3 separate regions of the Homo sapiens genome follow, and all the other regions are linked to region 3. A link is a contact called in ENCODE Hi-C data. All regions are on one chromosome and are shown on one strand. The core of a region is the stretch at or near the end of the contact, and the rest is flanking DNA. Distances in the headings are between cores, read along the strand shown. Region 1 holds the start of DPY19L1 (dpy-19 like C-mannosyltransferase 1). Region 2 holds the start of SEPTIN7 (septin 7). Region 3 holds the start of FKBP14 (FKBP prolyl isomerase 14).

Evidence for each region. Hi-C counts contacts between places; a loop is a spot of excess contacts on that map. Pooled maps may share reads with other maps.
Region 1: a loop to region 3 is called in a map of naive thymus-derived CD4-positive, alpha-beta T cell, with 14 times the contacts of the local background. The contact joins the promoter of DPY19L1 here to the promoter of FKBP14 in region 3. A Hi-C loop is called at or near these places in 1 of 168 maps with a recorded cell type or tissue (naive thymus-derived CD4-positive, alpha-beta T cell), 1 of 37 single-sample maps with no recorded cell type and 8 of 50 pooled maps.
Region 2: a loop to region 3 is called in a pooled map, with 29 times the contacts of the local background. The contact joins the promoter of SEPTIN7 here to the promoter of FKBP14 in region 3. A Hi-C loop is called at or near these places in 2 of 37 single-sample maps with no recorded cell type and 8 of 50 pooled maps.

What each region holds. Positions count from the first base shown.
Region 1 is chr7:35,036,127-35,039,864 of GRCh38, reverse strand. It overlaps DPY19L1 (dpy-19 like C-mannosyltransferase 1), which reads left to right and starts at 2,380. Exons shown (of 22, transcript NM_001366673.1): 1 at 2,380-2,768. The coding sequence starts at 2,471. It overlaps LOC105375228 (a long non-coding RNA gene), which reads right to left and starts at 3,079. Exons shown (of 3, transcript XR_001745162.3): 1 at 2,944-3,079. RefSeq lists an enhancer at 1,541-1,770 and silencers at 1,821-2,490, 2,521-2,690.
Region 2 is chr7:35,799,480-35,803,011 of GRCh38, reverse strand. SEPTIN7 (septin 7) reads right to left here and starts at 1,955. Exons shown (of 14, transcript NM_001788.6): 1 at 1,742-1,955. The coding sequence starts at 1,802. SEPTIN7-DT (SEPTIN7 divergent transcript) reads left to right here and starts at 2,387. Exons shown (of 5, transcript NR_120512.1): 1 at 2,387-2,522. RefSeq lists silencers at 1,044-1,493, 1,524-1,763 and enhancers at 1,914-2,303, 1,918-2,541, 2,664-2,723.
Region 3 is chr7:30,024,464-30,027,990 of GRCh38, reverse strand. It overlaps FKBP14 (FKBP prolyl isomerase 14), which reads left to right and starts at 1,289. Exons shown (of 4, transcript NM_017946.4): 1 at 1,289-1,679. The coding sequence starts at 1,483. FKBP14-AS1 (FKBP14 antisense RNA 1) reads right to left here. Exons shown (of 3, transcript NR_187577.1): 3 at 750-2,604. RefSeq lists an enhancer at 884-1,033.

The sequences.
Region 1 (3,738 bases), core at 1,131-3,630, 5.0 Mb before region 3:
TTGAACATTCACTGAGCAACTACTTGGATATATGTAATTGTTAGATGCTTTACACACATTGTCTTATTTTTTACAAACCTGTGAACTAGATGTTTTTGTTGCCTCCATTTTAAGAATGAAGAAATCCAGACTCAAAGAGGTATAATACCTTGGTCAAGGCTGGTATGGGTCAATGTAGTGGCTGCAAACTGGATCTAAATTGACCGTGTTTAAGAAAAAAACAAACAAAACAAAAAAACCAAAAAACTAATACCTCACACTGCCCCTCTCCGCATGGTTGCCAAGCCGAGAAGGGGAACTGACAAGCACTTGTGGAACTGCATTCATTCACTCACTCATTCAACAAGTGTTTTCCTGGTACAAACGGTACCAGCTTAAGGGAGGCAGTTCCTGAATTCAGGGCCTATCACATAAAGTAGACACACAGCAATCTAATAATTCAAATGTTGAACCTCTTTTTCCATGCGTCTTTCTAATCATTAAAAAAAATCCATCATTTGTATTATTTTTATTTATTTATTTTTTTGAGATGGAGTCTCGCTCTGTCGCCCAGGCTGGAGTGCAGTGGCGTATCTCAGCTCACTGCAACCTCCGCCTCCCGGGTTCAGGCGATTCTTCTGCCTCAGCCTCCCAAGTAGCTGGGACTACAGGCGCCTGCTACCACGCCTGGCTAATTTTTGTATTTTTATTAGAAACAGAGGTTCACCATCTTGGCCAGGCTGGTCTTGAACTCTTGGCCTCGTGATCTGCCCGCCTCGGCCTCCCAGAGTGTTGGGATTACAGGCGTGAGCCACGGTGCCCGGCCAGTTATTCGTATTATCTTTAATAGGCATTGAATTAGCTTTCTTTTAACTGAATACATTCAACATTAATCCCAGAGGTAGCATTGAGTTCAGCTGACACAATGTTTCAGAATCCAAGCCTTCTGCATCCTACTTTCAACCATTATTTTTTAAACCAGTGTATAAAAATAGTTGTTCTTTGCTCCAATAAAGACATTGGAAAATCCAAATTCATAAACTAGACAGGGTATGAGGGAGTATTAATTAGCATGGCAAACACCCTCCCTTTACAAAATAATCCACTGTCTCTTAAAAAGGCTAACAATGAACGAATGCTGGTATTAGTAAAGAAATCACTGGGCAAAGAAACAAAGAGCGAGAAAGCCACGTGAAGTCCCTGGAATTACAATAGAGATAAGCAGAACGATGGGCCTTGATTTACAACATTGGGACTTAAAGACAACTTTTTGGAACAAGCCACTGGGCACGGCCAGGAAAGGAACCTCCCAGTTGTAATCCATGCTGTTGTAAGACTGTGTGCAAAGAATGCAGGGGTGGAGGGAGAATTGGGATCTACCTGGGTTTCTAAATTTTCCCGGGTTTAATTTACTCGTGCATTCTGCTATGTAAAAGAAAACATATTTTCGACTAAAATCTCCTATCTTATCAACGCCAAGTTTTCCTGCTTCCTATTAAGCAACAAGGTTACAGCAAGTGTAACAAACTGAATGTACTTATTGATGATCTTTCCTGCTCCAGCCAATCCATCCTATCACCTTCAGCCTGGCTCCTACCCTGGTCTTCAGTTTACACTTGTGCCTCGTCCCTTATCAGCTCCCCATGAGATTCCAGGCTGCTATTTTAATACTCTGTTACTATCTTAAATCGGGTCGCACCCGTTCTTCTTGTCGGTGAGTGAGGGGCTGCGCTCCAAGTTGCGCGACCACACTGCGGGGAGTAAACGGAGACGGTGACTTGATTGCCACCCGCGCGCTTCACATCGGTGGGGCCGACCAGGCGCCCAGGGCGCACGCACAGCGCCCCTAAGTGGCCGCTCCGGGCGCCTTCTCCCTGCCCCGCCGCGTCTCGCCTGCGCGGGCTCCAAGCGCAGCCTTAACAGGCTCCGAAACTTGAATCAGCGCCCCGATCCCGAGAGGGCTCTTCCTTCGGCCCCATCACTCCCACAATGGAAGGGCGGCCGCCTCCGGAAGGCCGTCCGCCCCCGCGTCCTCGCACCGGCCGAGCCCCGCGCGGGCGCCGAAGAGGTGTGGGTAGCCGGGCGCCAGAGGGGTCGGGCCCCGCCTGCGCCGGAAGTCCGCGCGTGCGCGCTGGCCGGCCTGGAGCGCGCGTCCGGCGCAGAGGGGCGGCGGGGGCGGGGCCGCGGCCGCTCGCAGGGTGTCCCCGCCCCCGCCCCCCGGCGTTCCGCGGTCGCCGTGACAACCGGAGCGGCGGCAACGGCGGCGGGCTAGCAAGTCCGGCGCCGCCTCCCGGCGGTACTGCCAGCCAGGCAGCAGCCGCCCGGCCTCCACGATCTCCCCGCCTCCCGGCCCGCGGGGAGGGACGAGCCCGCCCTCCACCCTCCGCCCGCCCGCCCGCTGGAGAGTGAGCTGCGCCCAGCCGCCCAGCCAGCCCGCCGTTCTCTGGCCGCCGTCCGGGCGCGCGCAGCGAGCGGGCGCGACTATGCCAAGATGGTCCTGCAGGCGCGGAACAAGCACCGGGAGGCGGCTCCCAAGCCGCCCCAGCCACCCCGCGCCTCACAGTCGCCGCTGAGGGGGGCGTCGGACGTCGGCGCCGGGGAGCCGGGGCCCGAGCGCGCGCCCCTGTCCCCGGGGCGCAAGGGCGCCGCGGGCAGGAAGGGGCCCCGCGCCGAGCCCGGCGCGCCGCCCGCCGGGGGCGGCCTTGGGGGGCGCCTGGCCGCCCGGCTGCGCTGGGCGCTGGGCCTGCGGCGCGCGGGGCGCGGCCGGACCTGGACCACGCTCCTGTTAGGTGAGCAGCCCTAGCGCCGGCGCCGCCGGGACGCGGAACTTTGAGGCGCTGGCCCCCTCCCCTCCCCTCCCCTCCCCTTCCTTCCCCTCTCCTCCCGCTTCCGCCGCGCCGAGCCCCGCCAGCCGGACCAGCCAGTTTGCAGCCCTCTCCGACTTTTTCTCTGGGACATTCTTACCTTCTCCTCCCCGCAACTCCCTGGCTCAGCTCTCCTCGCACGCTTCCCACCCGCGCTCTGCCTGGGCTTTAAAAGAATGGCCCGGGGATCAACAGCTGCCCGGCCTGGCCGCGGGCAGCAGGTCTGCGCTAACGAGACTTGAGCGCTGCTGATTGGTACGACTGGCCGCCTTCCCGTTATCTCGGCCTCTGACCGCCAGGATGGTTTGCTTTGGCTTGGAAACGATTCCGTGGAGCTCAAAGCAAACGCACGTTCCATGTCGTAGAGAGTTGCTTAAACTTATAATTAAATTTTAGCGTACTTTTTTCTTCCTGGCCGCAAACGCCGCTGGTGGCACTTTATTTGTGATTCCCCTCGACACGTCACTTTCTAGGTTGTGTTGTGTTTGGGGCGCCCGAGCCTTAATCCTCCCTGCTGCCCTTGGAACCTTTGGTGAGGAGGGCTCTCCTCCCCTCCCTCTGCCATTTACCAAATGGATGATGTGTAATGATGTGCTGAAAAAAAAAAACAAAGTTGACGCATTCGTATGTTTCGGACTGACTTCAGGTTTCCTCTGTTTCCTGGTTGAATTTTGATAAGGCAAGTTGTAGCAGTTTGGATAACAGGCCTAATTTTTCTAAGTCAACTAGTGAAATGCTGTTACATTGCTTTTTTCTATATGCCTCAGTGGGCTTTTCGCTACTGAACTATTTAATTACTGTTGATTTATCCCTTAGTATATTTTCAGATTCCCTTGGTGACTCAAAGTTCCCTTAGCCAGGAGTTGGGGTCCAGTATAAGTCAAGGAATAGGACA
Region 2 (3,532 bases), core at 706-3,205, 5.8 Mb before region 3:
AACTGTGTTATGAAGACCTGGTTCCATCATGTTGTCCCATCATAGAATAAGACAATGCTACCATGCAAATCACCTATGTAGCTTCCACATTTATTTCATAGCTTCACTCAACTCTTATCTCCTTTAGTCCCACCCACTGAACAGCTGAATGAGATGAAAGATTGTTTACTGCTCTCCCGCCACGACCGTACCACCCCCCCATCACCACCCAACCACCCCTTACTCATTCCCTTGCAGTCTGAAGAAATAAAGAATCCAAGCAGCAATAGCTGACTTGGTCATTGTTTATATCCCCCCTTCAGTCTATCAGGATTCCATAAATTTCATCCCTACCTGTACACTTTTAAGTCTAAAATACTCTCCTCCCCATGTCTGCACATAAACTTTAGGGGGAAAAACTGACTATACTCATCACCTGCATGTGCATAAATATGTAAAACAGGTTAGATGCTTAGTAATTTAGATGATCTGTTCATTTACATTCTCAGGGGCACTAACAAAGATATTTTTTCCTTTCATCAAAATAAAAAAGCCAGAAGAAAGAATTCTTAAAGCTGAACTATTTAGCAATAAACTCAAGAAATGTAGTAAGTTATTATTTCAGTAACTAAGAAAACACCTGGACGTCACAAATTCTTTCCTAGGACTGTAAAAACCCAAATTTGAAACAGTGTACTCTTCAAAAGTAACTCAGCAAATGGAAATGTCCTAGAAAAATCTCGGTTGCTTATTTCTTACTATACACACAGCTGAAATGGAACTCAGGAGTGGAAAATGTAAATGAAATGGCCTGTTCTTTTTCCAACATGTGGGGGAGGAAAGGAAATGAAAGGGCTCGTTAAGAGAATAACTGAGAATATTGAAATATTTTCAAAAATTAATTTCCCTAAACTTCGCCACTCCACATCTCCGCTCCCTCCCTTTTCCAAGGACCCTTCCCACCCTTTCTATCTCCTCCGGGGGGCGCCCTTCCCAGGCGTTCTCTTTCCCTTACTCCTAAAAATTAAGCCCAAATTCCAAACCAAACTACCGATTCTCCCTCCGTTCTCAAGACTCGCCCGCCATCCACCGGCCTTCCGGGCTGCGCCTGGAGAGAGGCAACCCCGAGAGGCGGGAGGAGGAGCGGGGAGGCGACGCGGTGACTGGAGCTGCGGCTGCAGCCGCCGCCGCCGCCTCCACCACAGCCTCAGCCTGGTGCATCCTTCTTCCTCCCTCCCCGCCGCCGCCCGCCCGGGTTGGCCCACACAGCACCCTCGCCCGAGCGTTCACACTCGTCCCCACCCTCCTAGCCAGGCCCACTGCCCCACGAGGGGACTTCTGCCGACGGGGATGCGGCCGGGGACAGGAGGAAGCGGGGCCGCGGAAGCCGGCGGGCCCGGGAGGAGACTGAGGAAAGGCGAAGGGACGGAGAGAAGCAAGGGCAGGGCTGAGACCACCACGCTCAGGCTGCTCCGGCCGCGGAGGCCGCGGCTCTGCGCCGGGGGCCAGCCCGCCGCGGCACAGGAAATGCCGCCGCCTCGGCTCTCCTCACGTTCAATTCAAACTGTCACCGCCGCCGCCTCCCCTCCCCCCGAGCCCGCCGCTGCCGCGCCCCGGGCCCGCAGTGGCCCCCATCCCGGCTCCCCTCGCCGCTGCCTCCGCCTCGCCTCAGGGCGTTCCCTAGCTCGGTCCAGCGGCCGCAGAGCTTCCCGGCATTCGGAGCCGCTGACCCCAAGTCGCGGCACCCGAAGCTGAGACTCACCCATGGTGCTGCTGTTGACGCTCCTCTCCTCAGCAGCAGCGGATCTCGCACTGACCGACATCCCCTCCCCCCCTCCGCGACCAGCCCCAGCGGAGCGCAGCCCGCCGATTCTCCAAAGGCGCCTACGCCGATTCCGCAGCGTAGCCGCCCGGCGTAGCTGCCTTGCTTACGCACGCTACAGCAGGCGGACTCCTCCACAGGCTCTCGCTCGACTCCCGCTCCCTCCTCCGTCCCCCGCCCCCTCAGACGAGGCTTCCGGGCCTAGCGGAGGCTGGCTTCCATCTCGCGAGATTACCGCCTCCCCAGCTCCGCCGCCTCGCTCCATTTCGAGCATGACTTCATTGGCGTCAGCAACGTTTTGCTGTTCGGGTTTAGCCGCCATGTTTAAGTTGGCCGGGTTTCGCACCACTGAGGTCATGGATACTCAGGCCTCTTTGCGTGTTTCTTCAACACTGCTTCTAAGGTTAACCGCGTTACATTTGTTGGAGAAAATCCTGGGAACGCTGAAAAGGACTAGTGGGTGGGGTGCGAGGGTGGGGTCTTGCCCGAATTAAAGATGGCCGCAGTCAGCTCTGCCCCGCGCAATTTCACGTCAAGTTTTGGAGCTGCGGGAGCCGGCCAGTTGGCCTCAGCGCCTCCTTACGGAATTGGCGTAAGGCAAAGAGGCGCGGCTGGAAGAACCAGACTGAGAAAGTGCCACAGGGCGGGGGCCGCATCCGCCCCTCGGCTTCTGGTTACTGACCCGACGGCTTTGTGAGTGAAAGTGAAGAGACACTTCGAGGCAGGTGTCTGTGCTCCCCATTCATCCCTGTTTCCGTGGCTATCTTGACTTTCGGGGTGAAAAGTGAGGTTAGGCCCTGTTTCCCCGACCCTTCCCTCGCGCCATCACACTCTAGTGGCCTGGCACAGCCCCAGAGGTCGGCCGCTGTAGCCCCCATTGCGGACTCGCCACATTCATATTGGCTCACCTTGTCGGTGCCCGGTTCGGTCCTCTTGGAGCTCACACTCCAGTTGAGGAAATGAATGGACACAGGAACTACTGGGTAACAAAATACTAATAAAGGGCTGCGATTGTGTGAGTTTCTACTGTAGCGATGAATGTCGCTGTCATTGGAACGTTCCCCAAGTGCCTTCTAGTGAAAGCCTTACTTCACTCGGAATAACCTGTGGTCTTTTCTTGAACGTGATGGCTCTCTTGGTTGTATTCTTCATGCACATGTGTTACTTTTCCTGTTTAACTACATGTTAAAGAAATGTGTATGTTCCTGTTTAACTGCATGTTTTAAAAAAGTATGTGTATTTTTAAGTTATAGGCACGTGCAAGAAAGTTCAGAGCAAAATAGCTTATATTAGTGAAACAATAAATGTCTACTAATAGGAGAATGGATGAATAAGTGTCATTGTTGAACAAATTGACATACAACACGAACCAAAAAATCAGTGAACTAAAGCTACCATTTTTCATATGGATAGAGTCATTAACCTAATATTGAGGAAGAAATGAAAAGACAGGTTGCGGAAAGATATATATGACATACCATAAATAAAAGTTTAATAATTACAAAAAAGTAAGATCAAACTAAAAATTGTATAAGGAAATGATAGATACCAAATTCAGAATACTGGTTGCTTCCAGAGATGAACAGAAGGGAATGTAACAAGAAGGGTTCATTTGTATCTATAACGTTTGTTTTCTACCAGAAATATCTTGAAAATGTGGCAAAACATTAAGCTAAGTAGAGGGCACATGGGTGTTCACTTGTAATTATTTCCTTTACTGTTCTATATACT
Region 3 (3,527 bases), core at 40-2,539:
TCTCACTATGGAAGTGTTGATCTACTGACCCGGAGCACTGACATCACCTAAGAGCTTGTTAGAAATGCAGAATCTTGCACCCACCCCAGACCTCCAGATCAAAATCTGCATTTTAAACAAGATCTTCAGGGGGATTCCTATGCACATAGAGTGCGGATATGCACTGTGTTAAGGTTATTAGACCAGAAAAAATGTTAACTACAGATTAAGTGGAAAGAGGAGGTGAGAAAAGACTACAATACGATTTAAATCGCTTTAAGTATATGTCACAGAAGCATGCACCAAAATATTAAGAGGATTGTTTGCGGCTGGTGGTGGTATCGGCGAGCTTTCTTTTTCTTTAAAGTTGCCTGATTTAGTAAATAAAAATGCAAAACCATTATTCGTTATGTATCTGAAATTCCAACTTGATTCGACTCCCCAATATTATCTGGAAATCTTACTTTAGTGCTTTCCAATTTCTTCCAAAATGACTTCAATGAACATGCATTACTTTTGAACTTAGGCAAAAAATGTAAAACTAGAAAATGTAAACTACGATGAGGCTGTGTAATTCGTAACCATGATTACCATTTCTTCTTTAAAGCGGAAGTCTGCAAGTCGAAACTCATTATTTACCCTGTAAGGTAACTTAAGGGATAAATTATTAGCAGCCATAACATGACGTGGTGCTGTGGAATGAATCAGACCTGGTTTGAAGGCAGAGCTCATTTGCTTCGGGGCCAAACAACCTTAAGCAGGACAGTTAATATCTCCTGGTGTAAATTTACTTCTCTTTTAAATGGGAAAAAAGAACCTGCCTTACTGGGTGTAGTGAGGTTCATGCAACGGGAACGCGCTTTGTGAACCCTCAAGCAGTATGTCAGTCTTTACAGTTTATAAGCAATAGCAAAATCCTAGGATTGTGGCATCTTGGGGGGCCGCTCTCCAACGGCGAGAGTAAACGAGTCTTTCCTGGAACCCCGAAGATTTCATAGGGCCCCGGGACTCTTCCTACGTCTCTCAGCAGGGTTCTTCACAGAGATAAATCAGCCGGAGGAGTTTCCGGTTGGCTCTGCGCCCCGCCCCTCTCCCAAAATCCACGCTGGTTGAATGCTGAAATCCACCGGGCTCTAGGACCACAAGGGATGATCCGCCGCTTGGCAGCTGCCCGGCTCTACCGGGCTGTAAATTCCATCGTTGCAGCGTCATTGGCTTGAGAGCTGCCTGAAGGACAGCACCAATAGCCAATGGGAGGCTGCTATTCCCAGGCGGCCGCGTTATAAGAGCCAGTCAGGCCGGCATTTGGGCTTAACTCTTTAAAGGTAGGTTCGTGACCCTTGAGAAAAGAGTTGGTGGTAAATGTGCCACGTCTTCTAAGAAGGGGGAGTCCTGAACTTGTCTGAAGCCCTTGTCCGTAAGCCTTGAACTACGTTCTTAAATCTATGAAGTCGAGGGACCTTTCGCTGCTTTTGTAGGGACTTCTTTCCTTGCTTCAGCAACATGAGGCTTTTCTTGTGGAACGCGGTCTTGACTCTGTTCGTCACTTCTTTGATTGGGGCTTTGATCCCTGAACCAGAAGTGAAAATTGAAGTTCTCCAGAAGCCATTCATCTGCCATCGCAAGACCAAAGGAGGGGATTTGATGTTGGTCCACTATGAAGGCTACTTAGAAAAGGACGGCTCCTTATTTCACTCCACGTAAGTAATTATGCCCCGCAGGTAAAATAGTAATTAAGAATCCACTCACTTATGCCAGCTCTCCAGCAGGAAAGGTGGCCTGTACCTGGTTTTGCCTCTTTTACAAAACCGAAATATCTTATTTCCTTCTTTGGGAAAGGAAATTGTTTAAAGCCAGTTTTATATAGCGAGCGAGGCCTTTGAAGGTCTTGTTGGAAACATGTGGTCTGGAAAAGGCTGTTAATTTTTTTTATTATACAAATTAGAACTAGAATCTTTGAAATATTGCAGAAATATATCTGGGTGTATAATTGGCCAATAAGTAGAAAAAGCCCAAAAGAATTCTCATATCTCAAACTCCATTTCTTAAAGAAAATGACTTGATTCCATTTTTAATGTGGTGTAGGTGATGTTCACCTAAAACTTTTCACAGCGACTTCAAAAGCAAACTACACTATCACTTATTTGCCTGTTGAAGGATATACTAATGCCGTTTCACTGACCTACTTCTTTTGTTCTGACGAATGGTATTTTGGTCAAGGCACAGGACCATGATTTCAGTCATTTGCTTCTTTCTAGAGAGTCAGACTTCATTGATGAGGTGGGTGTGGTTTTGGAAGTCTAGGTGAAGGATTTTCAGGTGGTTACACTATCATTTCTGTTCTATAAACGAAGAAATTGGAACATGGAAATGGTTTACAGCCTAATGATTTTCAATTAGGCATCGGTTCCATTCATTCCATTATGACAGTATTTAGTGAGCATTTCCTTGATGTTAAGCCATGTTCTGGGTGCTAGGAAGATTCAGAAATTTTGGCTTCTAATCATCTTCATCTATTCATTAGTCTGTCCATCTATCAAACTCTTATTGAATGGTCACAAGTCAGGTCCTGGAGACGCAAAGATGGCTAGAAGCAGGTTCTTGTCCTCTAACAGTATACACCATCTACAGGTGGGAGAAAGACAAGTAAATAATGCAATGATATAGGGTACAGAATATTCAAAGTGCTAGCAAAGCGTAACTGGGCCTGAAGTAGTTAGGCTCCATGGGGTGGGGAAAGGGAAAGACTTCCCAGAGACCATAATTGAAATGAACCTTGGAAGATGGGTGGAGGTTTCCAGGGGGAAAGTAGGGAAGGATGTTGTAGGTAGAGGGAATAACATGAATTAAAACAGTAAATCTTCATAGCCCATCCTCCACCTGATTTTCTAATAAACTGCCTTTACTGGGCATTCAGACCTGGTCTGTCTTGAGGGTTGGGGAAATGAATGGGGCTCTTCTCTAAACTGTTAGCCCTGGGAAAAAGTTCCAGAAAAATGGCTTGCCTTAGAATTCTCAACAGCCCTTTCTTCTTGTCAACTAGGTGAGTGCCACGGTGGATATTAAATGATGTGATTTGCATTTTGAAAATTCAGTTATATTGTTATTTTTAGTCTGATCTCTTTTAGACTCAGCCTGACTTCTTTCAGATTTCTGAACCAAAAACCTGTGCTGACTTTGGTGGTAGCCATGGAATATTATTTAGCAGTTTGCTACTAAGTTCTAATACCTGATGAGGGGACTGTTATCATGCAGCCTCCATGTAAATGGTCAGAAGCTGCTAACTGTAAACTTCATGAAGAAATACCATCAAATTGGCTGGGCGTGGTGGCTCACGCCTGTAATCCCAGCACTTTGGGAGGCCGAGGCAGGCAGATCGCGAGGTCAGGAGTTTGAGACCATCCTGGCCAACATGGTGAAACCCCGTCTCTACTAAAAATACAAAAGTTATCTGGGCGTGGTGGGCACCTGTAATCCCAGCTACTCAGGAGGCTGAGGCAGGAGAATCGCTTGAACCCAGGAGGCGGAGGCTGCAGTGAGCCAAGATT